2 separate regions of the Homo sapiens genome follow, and region 2 is linked to region 1. A link is a contact called in ENCODE Hi-C or POLR2A ChIA-PET data. All regions are on one chromosome and are shown on one strand. Each heading gives the region's core, a stretch centred on a gene start or an enhancer-like site at or near the end of the contact. The rest is flanking DNA. Distances are from core to core; before and after follow the strand shown.

Region 1 (5,457 bases), core at 1,609-4,108:
GGATGTGGGCAATGAAGAGAGAGAGCCTGAGTTCCCCCACCTCTTACTACTGGAGTAACCAGGGGCAGGAGACTTCTGAATTTCAGTATTCTTATCTGCACAAGTGGAAACGAGAGAAATACTGTAGGGCAGTGCCTTCTAGCGGGCTTAGAGGAAGCCTCTGGACATGGTAGCTATTACTTATTTGCTTAGTCTTTAGCATTCTGCACGTTTTGTTTGTTTGTTTGAGATGGAGTCTCTCTCTGTCACCCAGGCTAGAGTGCAGTGGTGCGATCTCAGCTCACTGCTACGTCCACCTCCCGGGTTCAAGTGATTCTCATGCCTCAGCCTCCCAAGTAGCTGGAATTACAGGCATCATCATGCCTGGCTAATTTTTGTATTTTTAGTAGAGACGGGGTTTCATCATGTCGGCCAGGCTGGTCTTGAACTCCTGACCTCAGGTGATCCGCCCACCTCAGCCTCCCAAAGTGCTGGGATTTACAGTTGTGAGCCACCCCGCCCAGCCAGATGTTCAAATTTTGATATGGATTAAATTCAGTTACTAGATCACTTTTTTTTTTTTTTTTTGAGACAGGCCCTTACTGTGTTGCCCAGGCTGGAGTGTGGTGGCACGACCCCATGGCTCACTGCAACCTCGACCTCGTGCTCAAGCAATCCTCCCACCTCAGCCTTCTCAGTAGTTGGGACTGCAGGCAGGTGCCACCATACCCAGCTAAGTTTTTGTTGTTGTTGTTGTAGAGACCAGGTGCATGCTGTTAAAACTAACTACCCGAGACTGGGTAATTTATAAAGAAAAGAGGTTTAATTGACTCACAGTTCCACAGGGCTGGGGAGTCCTCAGGAGACTTACAATCATAGCAAAAGGGGAAGGGGAAGCAAGGCACGTCTTATATAGTGGCAGGAGGGAGAAAGAGCTAGAGGAGGGAACCACCACAGTTTCAAACCATCAGATCTTGTGCGAACTCACTCATGACTACGAGAACAGCATGGGGGAAACTGCCCCCACGATCCAGTTACCTCCCACCATGTCCCTCCCTGGACCCGCTGAGATTATAATTCATAATGAGATTTCAGTGGGGACACAGAGCCAAACCATATCAGTTGCCAAGGCTGATCTTAAACTCCTGGGCTCCAGCAATCCTCCTGCCTCAGCCTCCCAAAATGCTGGGATTATAGGCATGAGCTACCGTGCCCAGCTGCATCGTCATCTTAATACTATTGTCTTCCAGTCTATAAACTTGGGATGTCTTTCCATTTATGTCTGTTACGAATTTCTTTCTTTCTTTTGTGTATTGTCAGTCTTTCACCATTGAGTAGGATGTTTGCTGTGGGTTTTTCATAAATGCCTAAGCCAGTGTTTCTGTTTTGTTTTGTTTTCTTCTTTTTTGAGATGGAGTCTAACTCAGGCTGGAGTGCAGTGGTGTCATCTTGGCTCACTGCAAACTCTGCCTCCTGGGATCAAGCGAATCTCTCGCCTCAGCCTCTCAAATAGCTGGGATTACAGACACCTGCCACCAAGCCTGGCTAATTTTTGTGTTTTTAGTGGAGGCAGGGTTTCCCCATGTTGGCCAGGCCGGACTCGAACCCCTGACCTCAAGTGATCTGTCTGCCTCGGTCTCCCAAAAAGCTGGGAATACACATGTGAGCCACCGCGCCCTGCCTAAGCCAGTGTTTCTATTTTTTTTTTTTTTTTTTTTTTTGAGATGGAGTCTCACTCTGTCGCCCAGGCTGGAGTGCAATGGCACAATCTCGGCTCACTGCAACCTGTGCCTCCGGGGTTCAAGTGATTCTCCTGCCTCAGCCTCCTGAGTACCTGGGATTACTGCCCACCACCACACTGGGCCAATTTTTGTATTTTTAGTAGAGACAGGGTTTCACCATGTTGGCCAGGCTGGTCTCCAACTCCTGACCTCAGGTGATCCACCCGCCTCGGCCTCCCAAAGTGCTAGGATTACAAACTTGAGCCACTATGATCAGCCAGCCAGTGTTACATCACCTCAGGGGAGTCTTTCCAAACACTCATCCCTTGAGATGTTTGTAAACTTGTATAATGCCCTAAAAATGGTTTTAACCACTCACACATTTGTTAGAAATGCTTATTCCTTGGTGCCATAAAGAAATAGCACTTGAGGCCGGGCGCGGTGGCTCACGCCTGTAATCCCAGCACTTTGGGAGGCCGAGGCGGGTGGATCACAAGGTCAGGAGATAGAGACCATCCTGGCTAACACGTTGAAACCCCGTCTCTAATAAAAATACAAAAAAAAATTAGCCAGGCGTGGTGGCAGGTGCCTGTAGTCCCAGCTACTTGGGAGGCTAAGGCAGGAGAATGGCGTGAACCTGGGAGGCGGAGCTTGCAGTGAGCCGAGATCGTGCCACTGCACTCCAGCCTGGGCAACGGAGTGAGACTCCGCCTCAAAAAAAAAAAAAAAAGACATAGCACTTGAACATTAATTTCCTCAGCAAGGCCATTTTTATTTTTATTTTTATTTTTTGAGATGGAGTTTCGATCTTGTTGCCCAGGCTGGAGTGCAATGGCACAATCTCAGCTCACTGCACCCTCGGCTTCCGAGGTTCAAGCAATTCTCCTGTCTCAGCCTCCCGAGTAGCTGGGATTACAGGCATGCACCACCACGCCCGGCTAATATTGTATTTTTAGTAGAGACGGGGTTTCTCCATGTTGGTCAGGCTGGTCTCAAACTCCTGACCTCAGGTGATCCGCCCGCCTTGACCTCCCAAAGTGCTGGGATTACAGGCATGAGCCACTGAGCCCGGCCAGCAAGGCCATTTTTACTTTCTGCAGAAAAGGTACACTCGCCAGCAGTTTTGCCACAAGAGTACAACGAACAAAGGAGACAGGGTCATTTATAACCTGACGCATCCACTCTACTGCCGTGTCGGGTTTCCATTGGCTGGAACGGGACCTCACATTCTGTATTTGTCCCAACTGGCTAGCAACTTGGAACTTTTTAAAAGAGGCAAAGGCAGAGGAGAACAAAGGAAGGGGGAAGTGACTTGTGGAATGCTGAGAAAGGTAAAAACACCTTCAAATAAGGAAGAGGAACAGGCTGTGACCTAATGCTTGCTTGGACCAGTATAAGCATGCCAGGGCAAATATTTAGGGTAAATTGTGGGAGCTAAAAACATAAAGTACACTGATTTCTTTATTACGGCTAGCAGATATTTAAGAATGTTAGCACAGGTCTTTGAATACATTTTGCGTCTAAGAGAAGTTACTATTTATTCCTAAGTAGACGAGGAGGAAAGTCTCTTTGAAGAGGAAGCTCTACTTTAATTTTTACACATTGCTAACTGATGAAATTGTATTTGGAGACTCACTCTGTAAATTGCCTCTTTCCTTAGTTTTCCATTTTTTATTTTTAGTTTACTTATTTATTTATTTTGAGACACAGTGTCACTCTGTCACCCAGGCTGGAGTGCAGTGGCTCAATCTTAGCTCATTGCAAACTCTGCCTCCCGGGTTCAAGGGATTCTCCTGCCAGGCTGGCTTCACTATGTTGGCCAGGCTGGTCTCAAACTCCAGACCTCAAGTGATCTTCCCGCCTCGGCCTCGGAAAGTGCTGGGATCACAGGTGTGAGCCACTGCGCCCGGCCTTCTCCTCTTTTGGCCTTTGACTTTATACTCAACACTGACCACCAGATGGTGCTGCAGGCACACCACAGCGTGGCCTGACACACAGCACGCTGTGGCTGGGTTATTACAGCTGAGATGTATTTACCTGGATTTATTATTTTATTTATTTATTTATTTTTCAGTAGGAAAGGTAGGGCCCGCTATTTACCAGGTTTTTTTTTAAGTGACAGAGAAAGACTGTCTTAAGCACACACACACACACACACACACACACACACACACACACACACACAGAGCTTATAAAACAGTTTAACGGCCGGGCGCAGTGGCTCATGGCTTAATCCCAGCATTTTAGGAGGCTGAGGCAGGAGGATGACCTGAGATCAGGACTTCAAGATCAGCCTGGCCAACATGGTGAAACCCCGTCTCTACTAAAAATACAAAAATTAGCCCGGTGTGGTGGCTCACACCTGTAGTCCCAGCTACTCGGGAGTCTGAAGCAGGAGAATTGCTTGAACCTGGGAGGCGGAGGTTGCAGTGAGCCGAGATCACGCCATTGCACTCTAGCCTGGGCGGCAGAGCGAGACTCCATCTCAAAAAAAAAAAAAAAAAAAAACAGTTAAAAAAAAAAAACAGTTTTTAGGCCCCATTATGCCTGTGTGATTCTTTGTGTCCTAATCTTGGGCGCACACACACACACACACACACACTTATTTATTTTTCTTGAGACAGAGTATTGTTCTGTTGCCTAGGCTGGAGTGCAGCGTTGTGATCTCAGCTCACTGCAGCCTCCACCTCCCAGGTTCAAGTGATTCTCCTGCCTCAGCCTCCAGAGTAGCTGAGATTACAGGTGCCCGCCACCACACCCGGCTAATTTTTCTATTTTTAGTAGAGACAGGGGTCTCGCCATGTTCACCAGGCTGGTCTCAAACTCCTGGCCTCAGGTGATCCACCCACCTCGGCCTCCCAAAATGCTGGGATTACTGGCGTGAGCCACGGCGCCTAGTCCTGTTTGTTATTTTAAAATGAAGACATCCTTAAGCATGAAAATGTCTTTAAATATTTTGAAAAATGTTTTCTAAAGCCATGAAGGCCTATAGTACCCTAAGTCTTATATAATTAAATTATAATTAAAGATTTAATCTGGCTGGGCCTGGTGGCTCACACCTGTAATCCCAGCACTTTAAGAGGCCGAGGCTGGAGGATCACAAGGTCAGGAGATCGAGACCATCCTGGCTAACATGGTGAAACCCCGTCTCTACTAAAAATACAAAAAATTAGGCAGGCGTCGTGGCGGGCGCCTATAGTCCCAGCTACTGGGGAGGCTGAGGCAGGAGAACGGCGTGAACCCGGGAGGCGGAGCTTGCAGTGAACCGAGATGGCGCCACTGCACTGCAGCCTGGGTGACAGAGCGAGACTCCATCTCAAAAAAAAAAAAAAAATTATTCTTTGCAGATATTCATTTTCTCACAGAATTGGACTCTTTTTTTTCTTTTTCTTTCTTTCTTTCTTTCTTTTTTTTTTTTTTTTTTGAGACAGGGTCTTGCTCTGTTACCCAGGCTGGAGTGCAGCGGCATGAACACAGCTCACTGCAACCTGGAATTCTTGGCCTAAACCCATCCTCCTATCTCAGCCTACCGAATAGCTGGGACCATAGGCACACGCCACCACATGCAGCTAATTTTTTTATTTTTTGTAGAGGAGGGGGGGTCTCACTATGTTGCCCAGGGTGGTCTCGAACTCCTGGGCTCAAGTAATCCTCCTGCCTTGGCCTCCCAGAATGCTGGGATTACAGGCATGAGGCACCAACACAAAGTTATTTTCCAAAGTGAGCTGCAGCGCCAACACTCACACCTACTCACTGT
Region 2 (5,457 bases), core at 2,138-4,637, 230 kb after region 1:
AGAGAATGAGACCGTCCCGGCCAACATGGTGAAACCCTGTCTGTATTAAAAATAGAAAAAACTAGCTGGGCGTGATGGCGTGCGCCTGTAGACCCAGCTACTTGGGAGGCTGAGGCAGGAGGATCGGTTGAACCCGGGAGGCGGAGGTTGCAGTGAGCCGAGATCGCGCCACTGCACTCCAGCCTCGCAACAGAGCGAGACTCCGTCTCAAAAAACAAACCAAAAAGACCAGAAACACACAAATGAAAATACGCATAGACCCAGATTATATATATATGGATTGATGAAAATACTGTAAGCCGAGGCTCGAGAGAGCCTAACCCTGTATTCCAGTAGGAGCAGTGGCTCAGGATCAGCTAATTGGAGTGTTCACGATGACTTTCTAGAACCTCACTACTGTGAATAAGGGGAACTGACTGTATCCCCTGGCACCAGCCCTGGGCTGGCCCCGCTGCAGCAGGGAACAAGACAGGTGCAGTCCCCTCCTTTGTGAAGCTTTGTGTCGAGCACGGGAGTGGGACCTTGATCCAGTAATCCTGGAGGCAGAGATCTAGCTTAAAGCAGCCCAGCTCCGCGGAAAGGTGCCCTTGGGGGACTGACGCAGCTGTGGAAGGCTGCGTCATCAGGGGTGATGTCATCATGTGACAGGAGACGCGAGCTAAAGGTTAAGTGGTGTTGGGCCCAGTGAGTGGGTGGCGATGGGAGGTGAGAGTGTTCCCAGCAAAGGGAATGAAGAGGGAACATGCCCCTGACAGCCCCCTCTTTCTGCCTCTTCCTCAGAATCCGGGGCACCAGCTACCAGAGCCCTCACGGCATCCCCATAGACCTGCTGGACCGGCTGCTTATCGTCTCCACCACCCCCTACAGCGAGAAAGACACGAAGCAGATCCTCCGCATCCGGTGCGGGCAGGACCAGGCCGTGCGCCTGAGACGCAGGGCTGGGGTCTACCCTGTTTGACAAATGCTGACACTGAGGTCCAGCGGAGTGGCATGGTGGCTGGGCCTACAGGAGAGAGGGCTGAGCGGGCACCCAGACGGTGGCCTCCGATCCGGGAGCAGGAGCCACGGTGGGAAAGGGAGGCGAGGTACCCGTGACTGGTGTTGGGGCCAGCGCCCTGGGGGTGGTCAGGAGGCCTCGGTTTTAGGTCCAGCCCAGCCCCTGTCTCCGTGGCTCTTCTAGCCTCAGCATTCTATGGTTCTAAGATGCAGGCGCCACATATTCCCAGTGGGGAAGGGCCAGAGGGTTGCTGTGGCCACTTCTGCTGCAGTCAGAGGCTGGGCCCCGGCTGAGCCACCCCTGTCCCCCACTGCTTGCAGGTGCGAGGAAGAAGATGTGGAGATGAGTGAGGACGCCTACACGGTGCTGACCCGCATCGGGCTGGAGACGTCACTGCGCTACGCCATCCAGCTCATCACAGCTGCCAGCTTGGTGTGCCGGAAACGCAAGGTCAGCCGGCCGAATTAGCCAGCAGGGCCAGATGGCGGCAGTGAGTGACACAGTACTTCAGGGGCTTCCAGGGTTCCGATTTCATCCTAGAATGTACGTTTTCAGACGCAGGGAATTTTCATCCCTCAGGTTGGCTTCTGTATCATCCAGCCTGGCCTATAGTAGGTATCAGTAAATCTCTCTTGACTTAAGTAGATGCTGTTAGGTCCACCTTACAGATAAAGAAACTGAGGAATGAAGAGGCTGGGCCCACAACAAGGAGATGGCCAGGCAGGATTTGAACCCAGGCAATCTGGCCCAGAATGCCCTCCCCTCACATGCCACACTCTGCTGCCTAGAGCATGGAGGTGGCATACGCTGGGGTCTGTGCCTTGAGCCTCACGGAGAGGGGCCCAACTGAGGACTCGCCCTCCCCCTCCAGGGTACAGAAGTGCAGGTGGATGACATCAAGCGGGTCTACTCACTCTTCCTGGACGAGTCCCGCTCCACGCAGTACATGAAGGAGTACCAGGACGCCTTCCTCTTCAACGAACTCAGTAAGAATCCCCACCCCGCACCTGCACTGCCAGAGCCAACCTCAGAGGGAGGAAGAGGGAGCTCGGCGTAGAAGGCTCAGGCCCTGCCACCTGGGCGACACTGACCATGTGGCCTTCCTTCTCCCCACAGAAGGCGAGACCATGGACACCTCCTGAGTTGGATGTCATCCCCCGACCCCACCCTGTTTTCCACCAGAGTTCTGACACTGTGACTCTGTATAAAATGGTTGGGAAGCTGCACCCACCCTGTGTATGTGTGGTTGCCCTGAGCCCACAGAAAGACACCTCCAGAGTGCGGATTGAGAAGCCTTTATTGTGGGAGGATCGGGGTGTCAGGGCTCCAGGAGTCGGGATGGACTTGGAAGGCTGCGGGGAGGGTCTTTAGAGGAAGAGGAGGCCTGAGAGTTGGGGGTGGTCACAGGTCAAGGGGTGGTCTTTGGGACCCCCACAGTCAGAGGTGCTGCGGCGGCAGGGTCCACAGCGACAGCTGAGAGCCACAGGGAAGGAGACCACGGGGTCCACACCACGCGGGCAGCCAGGGAGCCGGATGGACTCGAAGCGCACATCACGGTAGGTGCACACCACCTGAGGCAGGGGCGGCAGGACCGCCTGCAGCACGCGCATCTGGAGGCCGTGTGAGTGGGGGAATGAGCATGTGCCTGAGGCCAGCGCCTCAGCTGAGCTCCCAAGCTGACCCCACAGGTCCTGGACTCAGGAGCCCAGGAAGCCCTCTGTTCCTGCCTTCCCACACCCCATTCCCCAACCGCAGGCCAGAGAGGCAGACCACCCTTCCTCCCCCGCTGCCTCTGTGGGTCTGGCCCTGAGGTGGCAGCATCTGCCCCTGGCCCCAGGCAGCTCACCATGGTGGGGCAGTAGCCGGCACAGATGGTGGTGTTGACGGTGATGCACACTGGGCAGCCCTCCTTCTCGACAGCCAGGATGGCATTGATGGGGTGGCACCATGGCCGAAGCGGCTCCCTGGATGCCCATGCCCCGCCCATGCTCAGCAGCAGCAACAGCAGCAGCCCCTGGGACAAGGACACTGCTTCACCCAGGTCTGAGACCGCAGCCCCGAGTCCTGGCCTTCCCATCCCGCGTGGTACACCACCCACAAAGACCCAGAGACCCTTCCCGGCATCTCCTATTCAGGACCCACCACCCGGACACCTGCCTTTCAGAGCCCACCCCACAGCCCAGAGGACCTGAGATGCCCCAACATTTCAGATCCCCACCCTCAGGAACTGCCCCACCTGAAGCTTACTGGGGGTCATGCCCCTCCAGAAAGAGGCCTCCTTCCACAGCTCACACGGGTCTGCCCCTTCTCATGCCAGTGATGGCCTGGAAGGAGGTGGAAGGTGCCCAGGGGCCCTGTAGTCTTACCTGGAGCATCTCCATCCTTGGTGCATCCCCTGCCTCGTGTATCTGGCTATATACCTCGGGGTTGTGGGGGCGGCAAGGCCACCAGGAGGTGATAGGATGCTGGGGTAACCTGGACACTAATCCCCCCGGGGGCGAGAGGTGCACATGGCCAGGGAGGCGCAGGAGTGGCTCAGCAGAGCGCCCCAGCCCTCTCCCCTCAGTGGTCTAGCGCCAGAGGTGAGGCAGAGACCACGGTGAAGTGACCTCAGAGACCCAGTTGTCGAGTGCTAGGGACTAGTCGAGCCTGGAGGCACAGGGAGTAGGGTGTAGGAAGGCCTGCCTCTGCCAATTGTGGGGTCTTGGGAGCCAGGAGGAGGCCATGACCCGAGAAAGGTGCTGGACTGAAGCCTCAACCCTCCACTTGAGGCTTTCCTGCACCACAGTCCAACCTAACAGGAGGGGCGCTGCTTCGGACTTAGCTTCTGCCCAGTGAGAGAGGGTCTCCCCGTGACTGTGCTGCCAGGGAAGCCACTTGACCCAGATGCCCCCAAGGAGGGATTAAGCCCGAGCCCCACCTCTCCCTTAGGGACCTCCGCCCACCCTACCCTCAAGCCAGGATGCCCGGAGCGTCCCCGGAAGTGGGTGTGGTTCAGGTGATTTAACTCATTATTTAATACGCCCGCAGGGTGCGTGTCTTGCCCCCGGGGCCACAGCCTGCAAGGACATTATCTGGACTTAGTCCCCTCTCCGTGATGCCGCAGCTGAGTGGGTGTCTGGGCTAGTCCCGCCCCCACGTTGCCAATAGACGTAATGAGTGCGACTCAGGCTGGGTCCGGAACCCTTCCTAGTGAGCGGAGGTCCCGAGCTCCGCTCGGCAGCGCGGCCCTGGGGGCGGGTCTGGGGTGGGGCTGGCCCTGACGGCTCACACCAGCGCCGGCTTCAAGCTGCCATAGCTGGAGTTCTCGGTACTGTAGGCTTTCGGCACGCTGTAGATGCCCCGCAGGGGCTTCCAGTGCGGGCCGCCCCAGGGCGCCTCCAGCGGGCAGAAGCGGTCGAGCCGCCGGAGCGGGTGCAGCAGGGGGCTGTAGGACTCCTGAGCCAGAGACAGGGCTCCCCGGTGCGGCATGGCCGAGGTCACCGGGCTGACGCGCGGCACGCGGACCCGCGGTGGTCGGGGCGGCCGGGAGGAGCGCGGACAGGGCGGCCGCTGCGGGCCGTGGCTCCAGACCTGGGGCGTCTCTTCGAAGCTCCAGTAGGTCAGGGAGTCCTTGCGGGGGTATCCGGACAGCTCCGTCCTGTGGGAGCAGGGCGGGATGGTGAGGATACAGCTGGATCCTTGGGGACGAGTTTCAGACCTCGGGATCTAAGGAGTCTGCACATTCAAACTCCTGCATTTCCAGGCGAGCACCCCTTAGGAAGGACGCGACCCGGCACGCGTTGCCTGCGTTCCTGGGTCCTCGAGGTACTTAACGTCCTGGAAACTGAGCTTTCGCATCCTAGGGAAGTAAAAGGGGACTTTCGCTTCCTTGGGAAGGAGTATCTGGGGGCTCAAGTACCGAAGGAGGCCCTGCCCTCAGATCCGGAATCCCCTCGAGCCGCTGTGCAGGCTTCCTGTCCCTACCGCGGTTCCTGAGAGGTGACACTAAGGACTCCTGGGTGCTTAAAAAAAAAAGGGAGGGGCTGAGGCCTGAACTTTGGTTCTTGCTGCTACAGAAGTCGAGGCTGAGACCACCGGCTCAGGGAATGGGAGCCAGCCCAGGGGCTCGGCGTGCACCGGCCACGGCGGGGGCTGTGCAGGAGGCGGTGCCGAGCGAGAGCCCGGCTTACTTGGGATAGAACCGAAAGTCCCGCGCCGAGGTGGTCAGATAGAGCTGGCGGCGGTCCAGGACGCCCCGGTCGGATACTGTGAAAGGCCGGCCAGACAGCTCGGGGTTCTTCGTCCAGGCAATTAGAGCCTGAGCAAGATTGGGGGAGGAGGCATACCCAAGACATAGATTTCATACCCCATCCCAAGCCCTGGGTCCCGAGTTCAGAATCCCTCTCCTTCGGCCTCGACAGCCATGACGGCCACGGCCCTCACACCCCGCCCCAGGGTTAGAGCCCTTCCTGCCACCC

The links. Hi-C counts contacts between places; a loop is a spot of excess contacts on that map. ChIA-PET counts read pairs that join two places held with the same protein, here RNA polymerase II (POLR2A). Pooled maps may share reads with other maps.
Region 2: a pooled map shows a loop between it and region 1 (4-fold over the local background). The contact joins the promoter of LHB here to the enhancer-like site in region 1. A Hi-C loop is called at or near these places in 4 of 50 pooled maps. POLR2A ChIA-PET finds 5 or more read pairs at or near these places in 5 of 52 experiments (GM10248, PC-9, activated CD4-positive, alpha-beta T cell and 2 more).

Annotation. Positions count from the first base shown.
Region 1 is chr19:48,784,658-48,790,114 of GRCh38, forward strand. No RefSeq gene overlaps it. Among named protein-coding and RNA genes, the nearest start is that of BCAT2, 24 kb to the right of the region's middle. Within about 2 kb of position 2,859, at least 2 of the 41 ENCODE cell types and tissues checked have a DNase peak (open chromatin) inside an H3K27ac peak, as active enhancers do.
Region 2 is chr19:49,013,704-49,019,160 of GRCh38, forward strand. It overlaps LHB (luteinizing hormone subunit beta), which reads right to left and starts at 3,388. Exons shown (of 3, transcript NM_000894.3): 1 at 3,364-3,388; 2 at 2,844-3,011; 3 at 2,277-2,607. The coding sequence starts at 3,378. The coding sequence ends at 2,365. RUVBL2 (RuvB like AAA ATPase 2) reads left to right here. Exons shown (of 15, transcript NM_006666.3): 12 at 781-900; 13 at 1,318-1,447; 14 at 1,869-1,983; 15 at 2,114-2,267. The coding sequence ends at 2,139. SAXO3 (stabilizer of axonemal microtubules 3) reads right to left here. Exons shown (of 5, transcript NM_001396011.1): 4 at 5,170-5,297; 5 at 4,265-4,637. The coding sequence ends at 4,265. RefSeq lists enhancers at 4,109-4,403, 4,213-5,136 and a silencer at 4,380-4,569.